Regions from separate parts of the Homo sapiens genome. Here region 2 is linked to region 1. A link is an interaction called in ENCODE POLR2A ChIA-PET data of the cell type or tissue named here. Cell type or tissue: K562. All regions are shown on one strand. Links, peaks and the distances in the headings refer to the core of each region. The heading gives the core; the rest is flanking DNA. Region 1 has its middle 75 kb from the start of NALF1. Region 2 overlaps NALF1 (NALCN channel auxiliary factor 1).

Region 1 (5,381 bases), core at 236-5,235:
GTGAGAGAGGACATCCTTGTTTTATTCTTTCTTAGGGGGAATGCTTTCAACTTTTTTCCAGTCAGTATGATGCTGACTGTAGCTTTGTCAATATGACTCTTACACTGAGGTATGTTCCTTCAACACCTAGTTTGTTGCAGGTTTTTATCATAAAGCGTTGTTGTGTTTTATCAAATGCTTTTTCTACATCTATTGAAATGATCATATTGTTTTTGTTCTTAATTCTGTTTATTTGGTGAATCACATTTATTGATTTGTGCATGTTGAATCCTCTCTGCATCCTTAGAATAAAACCCACTTGATTGAGATGAATAATCATTTTGATACGCTGTTGGATTTGGTTTGCTAGTATTTCATTGAGGATTTTTGCTTTTCTGTTCGCAGGGATATTGCCCTGTAGTTTTTTGTTTTTGTTGTATCCTCACCTGATTTTGGTGTCAAGCTGATGCTAATTTTGTAGAATGAATTAGGGAGAAATACTTTCTCCTTAATTTTTTGAAATAGTTTCAGTAAGATTGGCACCAGCTCTTCTTTGTAAACTTGGTAAGATTCAGCTGTGAATCCATCCGATTTGGGGCTTTTTTGTTTTAATATTTTTATTATTGATTCAATTTCATTACTCGTTATTGGTCTGTTTTGAATTTCTCTTTCTTCCTATTTCAATCTTGGGATGTTGTATGTTTCTAGAAATTTATCCATTTCCTCTAGGTTTTCTAGTTTGTGCACATAGAGATGAATCTCAAATAATCTTTTGCCTTTTTGTGGTATCAGTTATGTCACATTTATTATTTCTGATTGTGCTTATTTGAATGTTCTCTCCCTTTTTCTTGGTTAACCTAGCTAATGGTTTATTGATTTTGTTTATCCTTTCAAAGAAAACATTTTTCATTTTGTTGATTTGTATTTTTTAGTCTCAGTCTTAATTTACTCAATCGTCTTTACATCGTTGTTATTTCTTTTATTTTTTGGCTTTCAATTTGGTTTGTTCTTGCTTCCTAGTTCTTTCCGTTGCAACATTGATTGGTTAATTTGAAAGTTTCATCTTTTTGATGTGGGCCTTTAATGCTATAAATTTCCTCTTACCATTGCTTTTGCTATATCCCACAGGTTTTAATATGTTTTGTGTCTATTTTCATTTATTTCAAACACTTTTTTAATTTTTGCTGTCATGTTGTTGTTTTCCCAAAAGCCATGCAGTAGAAACTTGTTTAGTTTATATGTCCTTGCATAGTTTTGAGAGTTTCTCTTAGTATTGATTTCTAGTTTTATTTCACTGTGGTCCAGAAAGATACTTGATGTGATTTCAGTTTACGTTTTAAATTCATTAAGACTTGCTTTATGACCAAGCACATGGTCAGTTTTGGAGAATGTTCCAGGTGTGGGTGAGAAAAATGTATATTCTGCAATTGTCAGGTGGAATGTTCTGTAAATGTCTATTTGGTCCATTTGGTCTAGAGTCCAGTTTAAGTCCAGAGTTTCTTTGCTGACTTTCTACCTTGATGACCTGTCTAATGTTGTCAGTGTGATTTTGAAGTTCTGCAGTCTTATTGTATTGCTTGCAATCTATTTCCTATGTCTAGTAGTATTTGCTTTTTAAATCTGGGTGCTCCAGTGTTGAGTACATGTATAATCAGGATAGTTAAATCTTCTTGTTGTATTGAAAACTTTATTATATAATGCTTTTTCTGTATTTCTTTTTTACTGTTGTGGTTTAAAGTCTGTTTTAGCTGATATAAGAATAGCTACTTCTGCTCACTATTATCTTACATTTGCATAATATGCCTTTTTCCACTCCTTTACTTTGAGTGTGGATATCTTTAACCACTGGATGAGTCTCTTGTAGGCAGCAAAGTGATAGTGTCTTAAAATCCAATTTGCCCTCTATATCTTTAATGTAGAGCATTTAGGCCTTTAAATTTCAAGGTTAAAATTGATATGTGAGGTTTTATTCATGTCATAATTTTATTAGCTAGTTGCCTTGGAGTCTCAATTGTGGAATTATGTGATCTGTGAATTATAGGAATTTATAGGATCTGTGAACTTTCTCCTTATGTGTGTTTTAATTATGGCAAGTATTGTCCTTTTGTTTCTATGTTTAGAACTCCTTTGTGCATTTCTTGCAGGGCCAGTCTAGTCTTGACAAATTCCTTTAGTATCTGTTTATCTGGCAAAGAATCTATTTCTCCATTTATGAAGCTTAGCTGGGCAGGGTATGCGTTTCTTGGATGACATTTATTTTTTCTTTAAGGGGGCAAAAAATAGGTCCCCATTCTCTTCCAGCTTGGAAGATTTATTTTGAGATGTCTGCTGTTACTTTGAAGTTATTTCCTGTATAGATAATTTTATGCTTCACTCTAGCTGACTTTAAGATTTGTTCTTTTACATTGAACTTGGATAGTCTGCTGGCTGTATGCATTGGTGGTGTTAGTCTTGTATAATATCTTACATGTATTCTCTGAATTTATTTTATTGTATTAGTTGTCTACATCTCTAGTAAGTCTGAAAAAATTTCCCCTAATTATTCCCTCAAATATACTTCTAATCTTTTTACTTTTTCTTTTTCTCCCTCAGGAATGCCGATAAGTCTTCAGTTTGGTTGGCTTTACATAATCCTGTATTTCTTCAAGGCTTTGTTCATTTTTAAAAAATCTTTTTTTTTTTTTTTTTTTTTTGGTCTGGGATAGTTCAAAACGCTAGTCTTTTAGCTCTGAAATTCCTTCTTCTGCTTAGTCTAGTCTGTTCTTGAAGCTTTCAACTCTGTTTTGAAGTTCATTCAGTGAATTCTTTCATTTCTCAAAATTCTGTTTTATATATGTATAATTGTCTTTCATCTTCTGGATTGTTTTCCTGGTTTCTTTTTGTTGGTTTTCAATTTTCTGTTGGCTCTCATTGAGCTTACTTACAATTCACATTTTGATTTTTTTAATCTGTCCTTTCAAAGTTTTTATTTTGGTTAAGATCCATTGTTAGAGAACAAGTGTGGTCCTTTGGGATTGTCACAACATTCTGTTTCTTCTTGGTGCTGGAGTCCTTTTGCTGGTTCCTTCTCATCTGTAGAAGATGTCACTTCTAATTTTTGCATTTACTTTCATTTGTTTGGGGTTTTTGTCTTCCTCCCTTAAGGGTGCAACTGTTGTGTATGTTGGGTGGGACCCTTCAGGCTTTGTGTCTTTGTGCCTTTAGGAGACCAAGGCTCTGTATGATTTTCTTGGACGTAGCCTCCTTGTAGCAGTTTTCTCAATTGCTAGTTGTTTGCAGGTTGTAACGTTGTTGTGCTGTGCATGTGGTCAGGCTCACTGTCTCCTATAGAGATAAGGAGGTGGAAGTCTCAGCGGGCTTATCTCATTACCCAGCATTGTGCACTTCTGTCAGCAGGAATTACATTGGGTTGTGCCCAGCCCATCACAACTGCTGACATCATTTTATAGTGCTCAACTGGTTCAGTGGGTGATACTTGTGAGCAAGAAGCTGAGCACTGTAGAAAGACGTCAGCAATTGTGATGGGCTGGAAAGTTTGACCTCCTGGCCAGTAGGTGGTCCTTGCAAGTGAGAGACAGTTGCAGTGCTAACAGTGGAATTCTTACTTGGCCTTTCTTGGTGGGAGAAGTATCTAGGTGTCCCTGGCAATGAGCAAGGTAAGGGGTTCTCAGGGTTTCTACCCCAGGCTGTGCTGTCAAGGTGGCTGGAGGGGATAAAACTGGTCATGGCTGGGCCTGGTGAGCAGCACCACCAGGCTCTCTGAGGCAGGTGCAAGCACTGAGCTTGTCAGGGTCTAGGGGTAGCTCTCAGCATGCTGGGCTACCCTGCAAGGAGGTGCCTCTTCTGTGCCATGGAGCCTGCTCAGGGGAAGAGGGGCAGCCCAGGTTCCCAGGTTTCCAGGTTTCCAGGCAAAAAGATGGCTGTGGGTCCCCCCAGCTTCCACACTCCAGACCCTGGAGGGGAGAGGGTTTCCCCTGGTATCCTCATGGCAACAAGCCTGACTGGTTAGGTTAGTTCCAAGCCTCCCACACCCAGATTGCTGTGCCATTCTAGACATTCCAGACCTGCTGCAGAAACCAGTCACACTCTTCTGTGTTTTAACAGTGGGGGCTCCTCCCCTGCTGGAGATCAGGCCACATATCTCATCCCCATATTCGTGGGTGGTGTGCTCAAGTCCTGGGGAACTGAGACCAGGCCAGCAGATTTGTCCCCTGCCTCCTCGGGGTCAAGTACCAGCAGTGATGGGGTGTTGAACTGCTCTCAGGCAGTGAACAAACCACTGAGTCGGGCAATGGAAGCCATGCTTTCTACCCACTCCCTCCATGGTGGGAAAGGCCAAGCAGGCAGTCTTGGGAAGGACCAGCGGGCAAGGGGGCATGTGATCAGATGCCCCTTGGTCCCATGACAATGTCAGTGAGGCCTGTCTTGGGTATGTGGGCATACCCTGGCCACACTCTCTCCCAACCTAACATACAGCAAGAGCTGCAGCTGTTCACGGCAGGAGACAGAGACTTGGGAGGTGGGGCCCAGATTCACGTTTTGCTCCATCTGCCCAGCACACTGATTGCTGCCTTTTAGGCTCCATGTAGGTTCAAGCAGTGCTCTGTGTGTTCCCCAGGAAACTTCCCATGCTAAATGTCTGGAGCGATCATGGGAACTCCTGTAGCTAGGATCTCAGAGGTCCACGATGGGAATGAGGTACACCAGGGTCCTTCACTCACCCCTTTTTTGGGTCTAGTCTGGGCTAGGGGCTGGTCCTGGAGCGGGGTGAGGTGAGCAGGAAGCCTTGCTCCCTGCTTCTATCATGGTGTCTCCCATTGCTTCTCTATTGAATTTCAGTGTTTTTTTTTTCTCAAAAGATAAGTTCAATGTGTGAAGGTTCACTTGACATTTGGGTTCTTCCCCAGGAAAAAGGTACATCCCAGCTACATCTAGCCAGCCATCCTTGGGAGGGTATTTTGTTGCATCCTTCAAATTTTATATTCTTACTTAAATTTAAATGCACAGAATTTTGCTCCCAGTCATGATGGAGTGATAGGACTGAACTTAACCCACTGTCATTAAAAATTAAAAGAATAGAGAAAATACATGAAACAACTGTTTCAGGTAAAAGATGACAGACAGCCTGGGACTGTGATTGTGGGGACTGTGGGGAAACACACAAATGAAGTGAGTCCTGTGATCATAATTCAGATGTTTGCCTGAGAGAGTTTTTGGATCATGAGCATAAGGAGGGAGAACACAGACTGAGCCCAGCATTCTCACTGGATTGACAAGATGGGGGAGGAAATTAAAGGGGTTGAGAGGGCTGGACGTTGTGGGACAGAGTTCTGGGAAAGGAGTCTTATGGTGAAAGAGCACTACAGATGAGTACAGAAATACCCTTGAGGCATTGCTGAATA
Region 2 (5,381 bases), core at 61-5,060, 94 kb after region 1:
GTCTCAAAAAAAAAAAAAAAAAAAAAGAAAGGGCCTGTAAAGCCCTTAATCCAAAAGCATTGTGCTCTTAATCTGTTACTTAAAAATTCTAGTTAACACATTTCCCTTTTCAAACGGTCCCACTTCCAACCTGTGACTGAAAATTAGATTTTACTCAGATCTTTGAAATTAAGACAGTGCAGCAATTTCAACCTGACAGTTGTTCCTTCTCCTTGCTTAAGAAAGGGTCGTCGTTTCTCTTCTAAAATGTAGTAAGCTCTAAGTCAGATAATTACAAAATAGTAATTTTATAAAATATAGTGTTTGATAACTTTATGACTGAACAACAGAGTCTTTTATATGGGAAATATAAATACAGTATTTTATTTGTACATGTTTCTTTATGGCTAATTATGGGTTTGAAAAGTAATAAACAGTGATGTGATCACTCCATAGCTTGCAGTGGGGATGTGTCTCCTTAATCTGGCCACTTAAAGAAAAAAAAAAAAAACTGTTCATCTGTGAACTTTTCCAGATGTGCAATTTTAAAGCTAATGTCACTTGTTTTCCAAATTAGAAGCTGTTAGCAAAATATGTCACTATATCATTCTGCTGCCTAGTTTATGAATTGGAAGACACTGAAAAGATACTATAAGGTTACCATGTCCGGTAAAAAATTCAGACGACATTGAAAGAGAGAAGATTCCACTTGACAGAAAAAGTGACTATTTGACAACATAATTGAAAAATTAATTCAACCATGAGGGTAAACTGTCAATATTTTCCTTTACTACACACTACACGATCTTATTCAGATAACTTCCCTAGGATGTGCAGAGAAGCAGGATTGTTATAACCTCCGACAAATCACCTAGGCAGGTCATATAGTTCAAAAAATTCAAATTGTTCACAGCAATTTTCTTTTTCTTTTTCTTTTCCTTTTTTTTTTGGAGATGGAGTCTCGCTCTGTCATCCAGGCTGGAGTGCAGGAGTGCTATCTTGGCTCGCTGCAACCTCTGCCTCCTGGGTTCAAGTGATTCTCTTGCCTCAGCCTCCCAAGTAGCTGGGATTATAGGCACATGCCACCACGTTCGGCTAATTTTTGTACTTTTAGTAGAGATGGAGTTTCACCATGTTGGCCAGGCTGGTATTGAACTCCTGACCTCAGGTAATCCACCCACCTTGGCCTCCCAAAGTGCTGGGATTATAGGCGTGAGTCACCGTGCCTGGCCAGCCAATGTTTTAAATATCGCTTTCCAAACATTGTTCTGTATTATTTCGCATTATGAAATGAGTTAGAGTATCACCAGTAAAACAAGGAAGAAGCTGTTACTGGAAGAAACTGAATCCCTAATGGCCATGATTCGGCTTTTCGTGTGTATGTGTGCATGTAAAGTCTATTACTTATAATAGAAACCAATATAAACAAGTATAATACTATGACTGCTTTTGTCATCTGATTTGAAAACAGTTTAATATCAGGCAACAACCCAAGTACAGGGAAGGTATGTGATGTAAAACATTCTTCTGTCTTTTTAAATATAATTGATTTAATCAAATTTTATCTTTTTATTTTAATTTGATATGTGGAGAGACAGCAAAATTATGCCTAAGCTGGAGGGAAGATTTCTTCCTCTGGTAGGTAGTGGTAGTGAACAATTAGCACTTAGTGATAATGCCGGGCCAATTTATTTCATTCTGTGAAGTAGGCCTGATAATTATCCCATTTTGCAGATAAGAAAACTAAGGCCTAGGGCACAGCATTCTTAACTAAGGCATTTTAACACAATTTTACATTTATTTTTTGTCATATTACTTGGTGTAGAAACAATCTTAATTTTCAAAGGTTGCATACAAATTGTTGAAAAGGAAGAAAATAATAAATTACTAAAAGTATTAGCCTGAAGACAATTTCTAGCAACACATGAATAATTTACATGATAAAGCTATAAAATGAATTATATACCAGTGCCTTTGTTTCTCCTGTTAGATTTTGAGAGTACTCTTAAAGATAGGCATTGTTTCTTGATTATTTTTGTCTAATCACTTGCAAAGAAGAAAAGAAAGAAAAAAGGAAAAGAAGAGAGCTTGCAGGTGGGTGGTTACGAAACACAGTGGCAGGTTCTTTGACACTCCTCCAATTGAGAGTGAGTAGGGCAGAAATAATGTTCTGGGACTTCCAAGGTAGATGATAAAAGGCCATGCAGTTTTCATGCTGTTTACTGGGACAAGTATTCTTGAAGCTTTGAGCTGCCCTGTAAGATGTTCAATTAGCCCAAGGCCAGCACACTGCTAGGAAGTCCAAGCCTCATAGAGAGGCCTTGGGCAGGCTTCTTCATACAGTCTCGGTTGAGTCCAGCTTTCATGTCTTCCCAGGCCATGCACCAGACATGTGGGTGAAGCTTGCAGATTAACTTACCACCCAGCCATTTAGATCACACTGACCGCTTCAAATCTTCCCAAAGTCTTACAAACTTTAGAGGAGAGAACTATCAATATTTTTCTTTACTACACAATCTTATTCAGATAACTTCCCTAGGATGTGCAGAGAAGCAAGGTTGTTATAACCTCTGACAAGTCACCTAGGCAGGTCATATAGTTCCAAAAATTCAAATCACTCACAGCAAATGTTTTAAATATCACTTTCCAAACATTGTTCTGTATTTATTTCACATTATGAAATGAGATAGAGTATTACCAGTAAAATGAGGAAGAAGCTAAATCCCTAATGGTCATCATTATGCTCTAATTACACAACATCTTAATTCCTGAGCCACCAAAATTCTAGAACGCAATAAAATGGGTGTTGTTGTAAACTACATTTTGGGGTGTTTGTTATGCAGCAATAGATAAGTGGACAGTGTTCCATAATATTTTGATGAATGATTCTCCATTATGTGAGAGGTTCCACTGAGTAAAATTAATGAAAATTGAAATAAACCTATGTGGCCTCGTGTATTTGACTGAATTCTTTTCCTGTCAGGTCGGTAATGCTGGTAAGTAGATTCTTGAAGGTATTTCAGAAATTTCCCCTGCCTGTTCATTTAAATCATTTAGTATCAAATATGACAGGTCAGACATTTTGCACAATTTTTCATTTGAAGAGTTATGAGAAATATTATGTTTCCAAAAGGTAATTGCCTATGGACAGGTTGTAGATACAGTTTGAGGCTGAACATGAAGTGCCACGGAGAGACACAGAGGATGCTTAGGGAATTTAGGATAGATCACTTTTTGCATTTTTCATTGAATTATACTCATATGTGTTACTGTTTGTCCACATGTGGCAAGTAACAAGGAAATTAGCTGTCCAAATAATTAAAGCATCAAAATACAGCTGCTTGCATTTTGAAGGGAAAAGTAATTTTAAGGCTGCATTATTTGGGAAAGTTACTTGAAATCATGTTTGGTTGCTGTTTTCAAATTAATGAACCATAGTAAACTATTCCTCTTGAAATTGAATCATTTACTCTGCATTTATAACATCAAACATTCCATCTTAGAGTTTCTGTCGTTCTTTAGGAGAAAAGTTACATTTTCATGCGTATATTAAAATCATCCCCTCTTTGATCATGTACCTACCAACCATACTTTTGAACATTGTAAAGAGTATTAGTGCAAATTTGCTCATTTGATTTGTTTGAAATATTTTGGGAACAGTTAAAGGTTAACAGTTTGTAGAAACCACCAAAGGAAACTTCGTTGTGTTGTAATCAGCAACAAAAGGCATCATCTAACAGCTGAAAGTGGCAAACAATGAATTATCCTGAAGGAAAGCATGAATTAGTTTTCTGACTGATTGAGTACACTTTTGATTCAATAGAGTGGTTGCCATTTTTCACAGATAATTTCAAAAGTGGAATAATATTATATCTGATTTCTTCTTAAAGTTTAGATCAAAGTGAAGCAGGTTCAGTTTATTTTTCTTGCTTTGCAAAAAAAGTAGAGAATTTCATTAGTTATCTATTGCTGTGTAACAAATTTTCACACATATAGAGACTTAAAACAAGTCGTGTTTATTATCTCACACTTTCTGTGGGTCAGAAATGTGGACGCAGCTTAGCTGTGTCCTCAGCAAAGCTACAGTCAAGGTGTCAGCCAGGGTTGGGGTCTTATTTGAGGCTCTGCTAGGGAAAGATCAGCTTCCAAGCTCACGTGGTTGTTGAATCCTGCTCCCTGCGAGCTGTTGAGCTGAGGATCTCAGCTGTTCGCTGTCTGTGTGCTGTCTCTAACTTCTTTGCCTGTGACCCTCTCCAAAGTAGCTTACAATCTGGCAGCTGGCTTCTTTAAAGCCAGCAAGGGGGAATGTTTCTCAGTAAGACAGATGTTTCAATCTTATGTAATGTCATCACGAGACTGACATTCTTCACCTTTGCTGTATTCTGTTTGTTAGAAGCAACTCACTGGTTCTCACCACATTCAAGGAGAGGTGATGACACAAGGCCATGAATTTCAAGAGGAAAAATCAGAGGCCCACCTTAAAGACTGTTTGCACATCCGTTACATTATTTTTTAGATGATCAGAGATAATTTCACATAATGTAAAATCAGCTAAGGAAAAATACATGTTTATTTTTGTTTGATTTTGTCAATAAATCAAAGAGAAATGTTTGATAAATATTTGTAAACATAGGAGACCATCACCCATTATTAAATGCAAATAGGTAAATTAAATTTTATTAGGCATTATTCTGCATAAGGAAAATTTAGTTTTAATTAATGAAATAAAAAAAGGTCATGTTCAAGTTTTCTTTTTTTCCCCAAAACAATGTATAAAATCAACTCTAAAGTTTGCCTTTAATTTTTTTTAATTTAAGAAATTTGCTGTCATTATAGAATAATAAATGTTATATAATTGCTTTAGAAGTCTGTTTCCTAAAAATGTATTTTGGAGCAAATTAATAAATCTTTGGAACCTGTAGTTTCTAAGTGGTGACTTAGAACTCTCATAATTAGATTGACTTACTTAGGCCATTGCAGTAATCATATATGCCTATTTAGTCATCTGTCTAAATCTCATTTGTCTGAAATGCTGCCCATAAGGCTAAATCCAGATTAAAGGTTTCAGCAATGGGATTTGAAATAAACACGAAGGCACTTTAGGACAACTGCCTTTTATGAATAGAAGTCTGGAAACTCCTCCTCAGCTATTCTGACCCTACTAGCAGATTTATTTCTTTTCACCAACTCTGGAATGCTAGATATTCTTCTAATTCTTCTAGGAGATGCATCTTTTGTCTTTAGTCCTTGATCCTCATTAAAGCATAGATTCTACATGCCTATCCTCATTACACATTTACTTTAAAGTAAGATTTTCCCACATTTTGTTTACTGTATGGTTTTGCTAGGGAGAGTGGGGTAGGAATGGGAGTACTGAGGCAGGCTGGAAAGGCAGGTGGGTC

The links. Peaks named below come from ENCODE experiments on the same cell type or tissue, not always from the same donor. Only the 100,000 strongest peaks of a DNase experiment are listed, where the experiment ranks them.
Region 2: POLR2A ChIA-PET joins it to region 1 with 5 read pairs; 2 of 35 experiments call an interaction of 5 or more read pairs at or near these places.

The regions. Positions count from the first base shown.
Region 1 is chr13:107,940,224-107,945,604 of GRCh38, reverse strand. No RefSeq gene overlaps it. Among named protein-coding and RNA genes, the nearest start is that of NALF1, 75 kb to the right of the region's middle. In K562, for the core only: no CTCF peak of the experiment used is centred there; a DNase peak (open chromatin) is centred at 3,354; H3K4me3 peaks cover 429 bases.
Region 2 is chr13:107,846,451-107,851,831 of GRCh38, reverse strand. All of the region lies in intron 1 of NALF1 (NALCN channel auxiliary factor 1), which reads left to right. Among named protein-coding and RNA genes, the nearest start is that of NALF1-IT1, 14 kb to the right of the region's middle. In K562, for the core only: a CTCF peak has its summit at 175; a DNase peak (open chromatin) is centred at 2,251.